2 separate regions of the Homo sapiens genome follow, and region 1 is linked to region 2. A link is a loop called in an ENCODE intact Hi-C map of the cell type or tissue named here. Cell type or tissue: PC-9. All regions are shown on one strand.

What was found. Peaks named below come from ENCODE experiments on the same cell type or tissue, not always from the same donor. Only the 100,000 strongest peaks of a DNase experiment are listed, where the experiment ranks them.
Region 1: a loop joins it to region 2, with 2.6 times the contacts of the local background. A loop is called at or near these places in 2 of 110 quality-filtered maps.

Annotation. Positions count from the first base shown.
Region 1 is chr2:121,139,160-121,143,159 of GRCh38, reverse strand. LOC105373588 (a long non-coding RNA gene) reads left to right here and starts at 2,451. Exons shown (of 2, transcript XR_923269.1): 1 at 2,451-2,535. In PC-9, no CTCF peak of the experiment used is centred here; a DNase peak (open chromatin) is centred at 2,229.
Region 2 is chr2:121,295,270-121,299,269 of GRCh38, reverse strand. No RefSeq gene overlaps it. Among named protein-coding and RNA genes, the nearest start is that of TFCP2L1, 12 kb to the right of the region's middle. In PC-9, CTCF peaks have their summits at 1,441 and 1,647; a DNase peak (open chromatin) is centred at 1,549.

The sequences.
Region 1 (4,000 bases), 160 kb after region 2:
CAACCAGGCTCAGATGCCACCAGGCCTGACAGGGCCCAAACCTGTGCCACACCATCGCCCCAAATGTATCTATGGCTCGATAATCTGTCATCTGCTCTTTAAAGCGTTTTATTACATTTATAGCAACTCCCAACAGCTTTTCCAGGTGACATTGCTGTGTCACCGTTGTATTTGTTTTCAGACCTGGAGCCCATTGTGTTTCCATTTCTTTGTTGTGCTATCTGGGCCTGGCATCTGGGGCCCTCCTGCTCAGGTGGAGAAATGCGGAGCTAGCTCTGTCTGTGCAGGGCCACTGTTGATAGTAAATACAGTGTTTAAAGGAGCTGCCCGCACCAGGCTTAAGAATGCTGCTTTTAGGACTCAAAACAAGCCTCCTCTTGAGTGGATGAGAGAGCCTCTTGAGAGAGCTGGTGGACAAGGGGACAGATGGGCCATCCCCTCCCACCAACTGCAGGGTACAGCTGTGACGGGGGTCCCAGGTCCCAATTCCAGGGCTCTGGTGGGGTTGTCTGGGCAGCAGAAGCTCAGTCCATCTCCTTGACCAGGTCTGATGTGGCAGGTCAGACCCATCCTGGGTGCAGGCAGGGACTGCTCTGCTGACCTGTGGATCTTCTCTTGGCCTAGGCACAGAGCCTGATGACTATGGCTGCTGACACTGAGACTCACTGCAGAGCAGGGCAGGGCAGCAAGCTCTGCCCTGGAGCCAGAGACCTGGGCTCCAGTCTCACCCATGGCCAGCTGAGCTTCCTTTCCTTAGCTACTGAATCCAAAGCTACAGCAGTGGACTCATAGAACCCTTGGTATTTGAATGGGACATGTGTGAAGTTATTATTTTTAACTGAGATATAACTTATATTCAGTAAAATTCACTCTTTCGGGTGCAGTGCTATGAGTTTTATATAACCACCACCACCACAATCAAGATATAGAATATTTCCATCTCCCCTAAAAGTTCCCTCATGCCCCTCAGTAGTCAAACCCTCCCCCTACCCTTAGCCCCTACCAACCCTTCTGATTTCTGGCCCTATAATTTTGCCTTTCGCAGAATGCCATGTCAATGGAGCCGTCCAGCATGTGGCCTTTTGCCCCTGGCTTCTTTCTCTAGCATCATGCTCTTAAGATCCATCCATGTTTCTGTGTTCTTGTGTATTGCTGAGTAGTATTTCCTTGAGTGGTTGCACCAGGTTGTCCTTCACCTCTTGAGGGGCATTTAGGTCATTTCCAGCCTTTGGTGACTATGAATACAGCTGCTATTCAACATTTGTGTGTACCAAATAGGTTTTTGGGTGGACATCGTTTCATTTCTCTAGGCTCAGTGCCCAGAAAGATGACTACTGGTCATAGAGTTAAGTGCATGTTTAACTTTTCGAGAAAGCACCAAACTGTTTTCCATGGTATCTGTACCTTTTTGCATTCCCACCATAATTACTGGAGAATTCCGGTTTCTCTTTATCTTTGCCAGCAGTTGGAAGGGTCAGGTTTATTTGATTTTAGCCACTGTTTTGGACAGTTTGTTTGGACATTGTTTAGATAGCTGTTTTTTAACTGTAAATCAGCAGGACCCAGTTGTGGCAGGCAGTATTGAAACGTGGGTAGGAGACGGGGCTCTGGAGTCAAACCATTTGGGTTAAAATCCTTTTGTACTTACTCACTCTTTAATTTTCATATTTCTTGTAGGAAAAAAGTGGAGTTGGTAATGAGGTAATAAAGGTATTAATGAGGTAATAAAGGAATTAAATGTTAAAATGTATAACACATGCTTGGCTTTGCCCAGGGCTAAGCCACTATTACTACTCTTAAGAATATATTGCACACCTGATCTCTAGTCCCTCCAGCAAGCATCTGCTAGGTATTTCCATGTCCCTCTATAGATGAGGACACTGAAGGTCATAGAGGTCAAATAACGGGCTAGGGGTCATACAGCTAATTAATACGTGGTGGAGATAAGATTTGAATCCTGTGTAATTCCTGCTTCCTCATTCCTTTACCACATGCCTCACTCTGTCAGTTAGGAAAACTTTTGGCTCCAGGTTACACGAAACCCATCCTGCAGAAGTTGAATCCACTAGGACACTTATTGATTACACACTTAAGGAATGGAGCGGGAAGTCTCAGGTCACTCACAAAGACTCTTCTTGTCTCTATGTGCCACCAGCCTTCACCTGCTGGCATTTCCTGCTTATGCTTGACACCTCATCACAGATTAACTGACCACAAAAATGACCTCAGGCCTCCACCCCTCCTTCATTCAGCCCTTTGTAATATGACCTAGTGGCTCTTCCCATTGAGAGGTGGAGTCTATTATTCTATCTCTGGGATCCTGGTTGGTCTTACGATTTGCTTTGGCCAATAGAATGTGGTGACATTGATGGGGAGTTCTGGAACTCAGGCTTTGAGAGTCTTTGTGTGCTTCCACTCTTATTTTTGGAACCTAGGCCATGGGACAAAATCTGGGCTGGCCTGCTGAATGATGACAGAGGAGTGGCCAAGTCACTCATTGTTGTCCCATTTGTCAGCCAGCCAGCCACCAGACATGTGAGTGCACCCATTCTAAGTCAGCCAGCTTCTGGTCAACTTGCCAGCTGACCACAGATGCATAAGTGAGCCCAATCAAGATCAGCTGAGCCTACCATGTCAGCAGAACCCACAATTCACACATAGACATGTGACCAATAATAAATGGTTATTGTTACAAGCTAACAAATTTTGAGGTTGTTTGTTACACAGCAGTAGCTAACTGATACCTATCTAATGGTTGCAATGGGGTTGCTTCAGCTCCAGGAAAAAGTGGAAAGAGGATGCAAGTCTTCTTCTTATACCTGTCCCTTTTGCAAGGAAGCAAAGCTTTGTGATCTCAAGCAAGTAATGTATCTTCTAAGAACAATATGATCTTCATCTGTAAAATAGAGGAAATATTACCTGTCTTGTGGGTGTTTGGTGCAAACCAATAACATGTCATGTAAAAATAACTACACTGTGTTCTATGAATGTAAGTTATGCTTACTATCCCAGAAAAGCTGCTCAGATAATCTGGACATTTGTTTGTGTTTCTGACCCACAAAAGTGCACAGTACCTTGGGTGAATACAGCTACTGTATTAGTCAGTTCTCACCACAGCAATGCTGTGTAACAAACCACTTCAAAACTCAGTGGCTTATAGCAACAAGTACTTATTCTCATGGCTACAATTCTGCAGTTGACTGAGGTTCGGCTGACTTAGGCTGAGGTTGGCTGCGTGGCTCTGCTCCAGGCTGCGGGCTGCCTGGGCTTGGCTCTAAGCTGAGGGTGGAGTTTAGGTCTTCTGTATTGGTCTCCCATAATTCCTGGGCCAGCACATCATGGAAATGGCAGAAGTACAAGAGAACAAACCCAATTTCACAAACACATTTCAAGCTTCTGCTTGCATCACATATGCTAACGTGCCACTGGCCAAAGCACCTGGCCAAGCCCAACATTAATAGGGTGGGGAAAGATATCCTTTCTGTGGAGGGAATGAGCACAAGTCACGCGGCAAAGAGGATGGGTATAGGGAGGTGTGGAAAATTGGGAACAATGATACAATGCATTAGAGCTACACTGGGATATTAACCATTGTAACTGCCATTTTCCAAGATGGCAGAGGTATGATGGATATCAGACACAGCTCATAAATGAGTGCATGTGGAAAGCTTTTTAAAAGAAAAACATTGGGGCTGTTTTATCTAAAAAGCAAGATATAACTGCCCTACCCAAACAGAAATCTCATGTAGAAATAGGAAGATCTGACTTCAGATCTCTGGCCAGATAGGGAGTTGGTGAATTTCTCCAGGGTAAGACTGTGTATTATTCTTTTACGGTGTCTTCCCAATGCCTAGCACAATTCCTGGCATAGAGACAGAGTTAAATAAATGTTCATGCATTCGTTCGTGAGCATGACTGAGTCAGTTTTTTTCACCAAAGTTTCAATAAAACTGCTATGAGTTAATGCGGAGCAGGTTTCTTAACTACTGCACTACTGACA
Region 2 (4,000 bases):
AACTCTAACTAGTAGGGGCAGAGAGGAATTTATCCCCACCAGAATTGCTAGAAGGGCTAAAAAAGCAGGTCCAGGCAAAGCTTCCAGAAACAACGCACTGCTTAATTGCTGTGATGAACCCCAGAAACACTGTCTCTGCTGCCTCCTATACCAGCAACAGACCACCTCCACCCATCCTGCTTCCTCATGTTGCTTCCAAATCAAAACCTCCTATGGGTGCATCTTATTGACGGAAGTTGGGTCACTGCCTGCAAGGGAGGCTGGGAAATGTAGCTTACCAAATTTTGACCTTAAGAAAAAGACAGGATTCACAGTTTTGGGGAGCCAGTGTATTTCACTGATTCTAAAACACACATTTTCCCCACATTTTCATGTCTCTGAAATCAGGATGCTTCTGACAGTTGGTGATGCCTCTGCCATTTGGCAGTTTGGTAATGTGGTTGACATTGCCTGCACACACATGAAATCTCTGCCTAAGACCAAGAGAGCATCTGCATTGAAAGAGTGCAGAGGGGGCATCAGCGGCTTGGAAGGAAATCCTGGGCCAACGGTGAAGCACTCTCTTCAAAAATGCTGCAACGCCAATGCTCATCAGGGCCCAGCGCACCGCCTATGGTGCCAAACCAGCAACACAGGCGATTCTGAGTATAAAAGGGATCCAGAAGACTCTGCAATAAATGTGGGTCCTTTTAAAATATATGCACAAGGGCTGGGCGCGGTGGCTCACGCCTGTAATCCTGGCACTTTGGGAGGCCGAGGCGGGTGGATCACCAGAGGTCAGGAGTTCGAGACTAGCCTGGCCAACATGGTAAAACCCCATCTCTGCTAAAAATACAAAAATTAGCTGAGCGTGGAGGCACATGCCTGTAGTCCCAGCTACTCGGGAGGCTGAGGCAGGAGAATTGCTTGAACCTGAGAGGTGGAGGTTGCAGTGAGCCGAGATCATGCCACTGCACTCCAGCCTGGGCAACAAGAGCGAAACTCCATCTCAAAAAATTAAAATATATGCACAAGAGAGATCTACACTTCACTAAATAGAAATGAGATCTTTCCTTTTTGCGACAGGGTCTCACTCTGTTGCCCAGGCTGGAGTGCAGTGGTACAATCATAGCTCACTGCATCTTCAAACTTCCAGGCTCAAGTTGATGCCTAAGTAGCTGGAGCTCATCCCTCATCCCCCCAAGTAGCTGGGACTACAGGCACGAGCCACCATGTCTGGCGATTGTTTTGTATTTTTGTAGAGACAGAGTCTCCCTATGTTGCCCAGGCTGGTCTCGAACTCCTGGGCTTAAGCAATCTGCCCGCCTTGGCCTCCCAAAGTGTTGGGATTACAAGCATGAGCCACCATGCCTGGCCTTAAATGAGATCTTTCAAGAACAAAATACAAATGCTAAATGATAAGAAAGCATTATGCCTGTGTTTAACTGTCTGCATTTCCTCTTACTGCTCCATAAAATAATGATGCATCTTACAATTGATGGCAGCTTAGATTTAATGAAATATCTGTCAACAAAGCATGGGGAAGAGCACAAAAGATTCTAGGCAACCGTGGCAAGTGCCTGCTGCATTCACAGAAAAGGCAATGAGGAATGGCATCCCTGCCTCTGACCACTGGAGGCAGCACAGTAGGAGCAGTCCAAGGACAGCTGCTGTTCTCTGATCTCAGCGGGGGCATAGACTACGTTTCTCCAATATCAGACCATGCTCGGCAGGCAACAGACACACACACGCCATCCATGCTTTTGGGTAGGACTGAACCCAAGGAAGAGAAGCAAACATTAACTGAGCACCTAGTGCGTATTTGGTGCTGTGCCGGGCACTTCATTCACAATATCTCACGTGAACCTTAAAACTTCCCTGGGAAGTAGTCCCATTTCACATGGAAGAAAGTCAAGATAAATGAGGTTAAGACTCTAATCAAAGGTAGGTGCAGTGGCTCACGCCTCTAATCCCAGCACTTTGGGAGGCCAAGGTGTGTGGATCACTGGAGCCCAGGAGTTTCAGACCAGCCTAGGCAACATAGTGAAACCCCTGTCTCTACAAAAAATATAAAACTTAGCCATGCATAATGGCATGCACCTGTAGTCCCAGCTACTCAGGAGGCTGAGGTAGGAGGATCACCTGAGTCCAGGAGGTTGACGCTGCAGTGAGCCATGACTGTGCCACTGCACTCCTGCCTGCATGACAGAAACCCTCTCTCCAAAAAAACAAAAAACAGAAAAACCCCAAAAAACAAAACAAAAACAACAATAAAAAAACGGACTAAACAAGGTCTCAGAACTAGTAAGTAACAAAGGCAAACTTGAAGCCAGGCTTGTCTTATTCCCAAGCTCAACCTCATTTCTTGGCAAGCTTTGTCCTCTCTTCTCTCTTTGATGGCAGTGGCAGCCCATCTGGAGAAGCCGCTGTGGGGACACCAGCTGCAGCAGGGGTGGTGCAGGTGGGGCTATGCTCTCTCCAGAGCTGGTGGGGCAGGAACAGGTGGGAGGCCTGCCCCCTACTGAGTTGGCAGGGTGGGACCCCTGTACTCCCAGGCATGGATGCAGCCACCCAGCCACAGCTTCAAACCGGGGCATCCCTGTACTCTCAGGGGCCTGAGAATCTCCTGGCCCCCACAGGCTCAGAAGTGCCTGCTCCTGCTCTCAGGCCTCTTCTCACTCCCGGGGCCTGCTGTGATTCTGGAGCAAAGTTGTGGCTGTGCCCAGGTGCTGTTGCAACCCAGCTGGCTGTGCACATGCTTGGCACAGAGCTGACACACCAGCCCCCTCCTCACCTCAGCCCCCTCCAGACCTTGGGCACTGACGAGCATGGGAGGGAGGCCAGGGGCCTGAGGGCAGCTCAGCAAGGGCCTGCAGTTGCCCCTTAGTGTGAACAGCCTGGGCACCGTGGATGACATGTTGATGACAGCAGGAAGCAGACAGGTTCCTAGGTGGGAAGGATGGGTCCTTGGTGAAACTCCACCTACAGGCCAGGGATGGCCTGAAGCCTGGGGGCAAGGCTGCCAGTTCTGGAGGAAGTCCACAGCACAGAGTGAGAACTTCATTGATGACCATTTGGCCAACTGGATGGTGCTTTTTCCAGGCCTGCCCATGGTTGACCATGGACCAATCAGCATGCACTTCGTCCATTCTGAGCGCATAAAAACCCCAGACTCAGCCAGACTCACACACAGGTGGGGATGACCTGCCTGCGGAAAGGAGCTACCCACTTTGGGTCTCCTGAGAGCTGTTCTGTTGTTCAGTGACGCTCCTCTCTGCCTTGCTAACCCTCCAGTTGTCTGCATACCTCATTCTTCCTAGATGCAGTACAAGAACTTGCAATCCAATGAATACTGGGACTGAAAGAGTTGTAGAACAAACAAGACTGAAGCATGTCCCCTGCTCACCACATTATGGGCAACAAGAAGGAGAGAAGAGCTGTGGCCCTTCTGGGAGCCCAGACCTCAGGGCTCCCCAAACCAGGACTGTGACAGGCTCTAACACCCTCTTTGGGGCTCTGCAGTTCCCAGTGTCTCCGAGCTTTCAGGTGCCATTACATTCCCCCTGTCCAGATGCTGGTGCCCGCAGCAGAAGCCACTTGTGGTATGTCTAGTCCACCCTCAGCCTGGCATGGACCCAGCGCCTGGAGATGCCCTCCCTGCCACAGTTGGTGCCCCTGGCTGTGAGCAGTGGCCGGACCCCACACTCGCTTGCTCACACACCCCTCAACACTCCCACCTGCAGGTGTGGGATCCCACCCTTAGCAGGTGTGGGATCCAGGCTGGTAGTGCAAGCCGAATGCAGCCTGCCAGGCTGAGTGGGAGGAATGAGCCCAGCAGGTGCAAGCAAAACCCAAGCAGAGGTGCCACCAGCCACAGAGGTCTCTGGCTGGTGAAGCAACACCCTAAGGATCCTGTGACATCTTAAGCCTGGACTTGTGGGGCTGTGAGGTTGTACTGAACCAACATCTACAGAGCTTAGAGTGAAGGAGAGGAGCACCTGGCCTACTCTTCTGGGCGGGT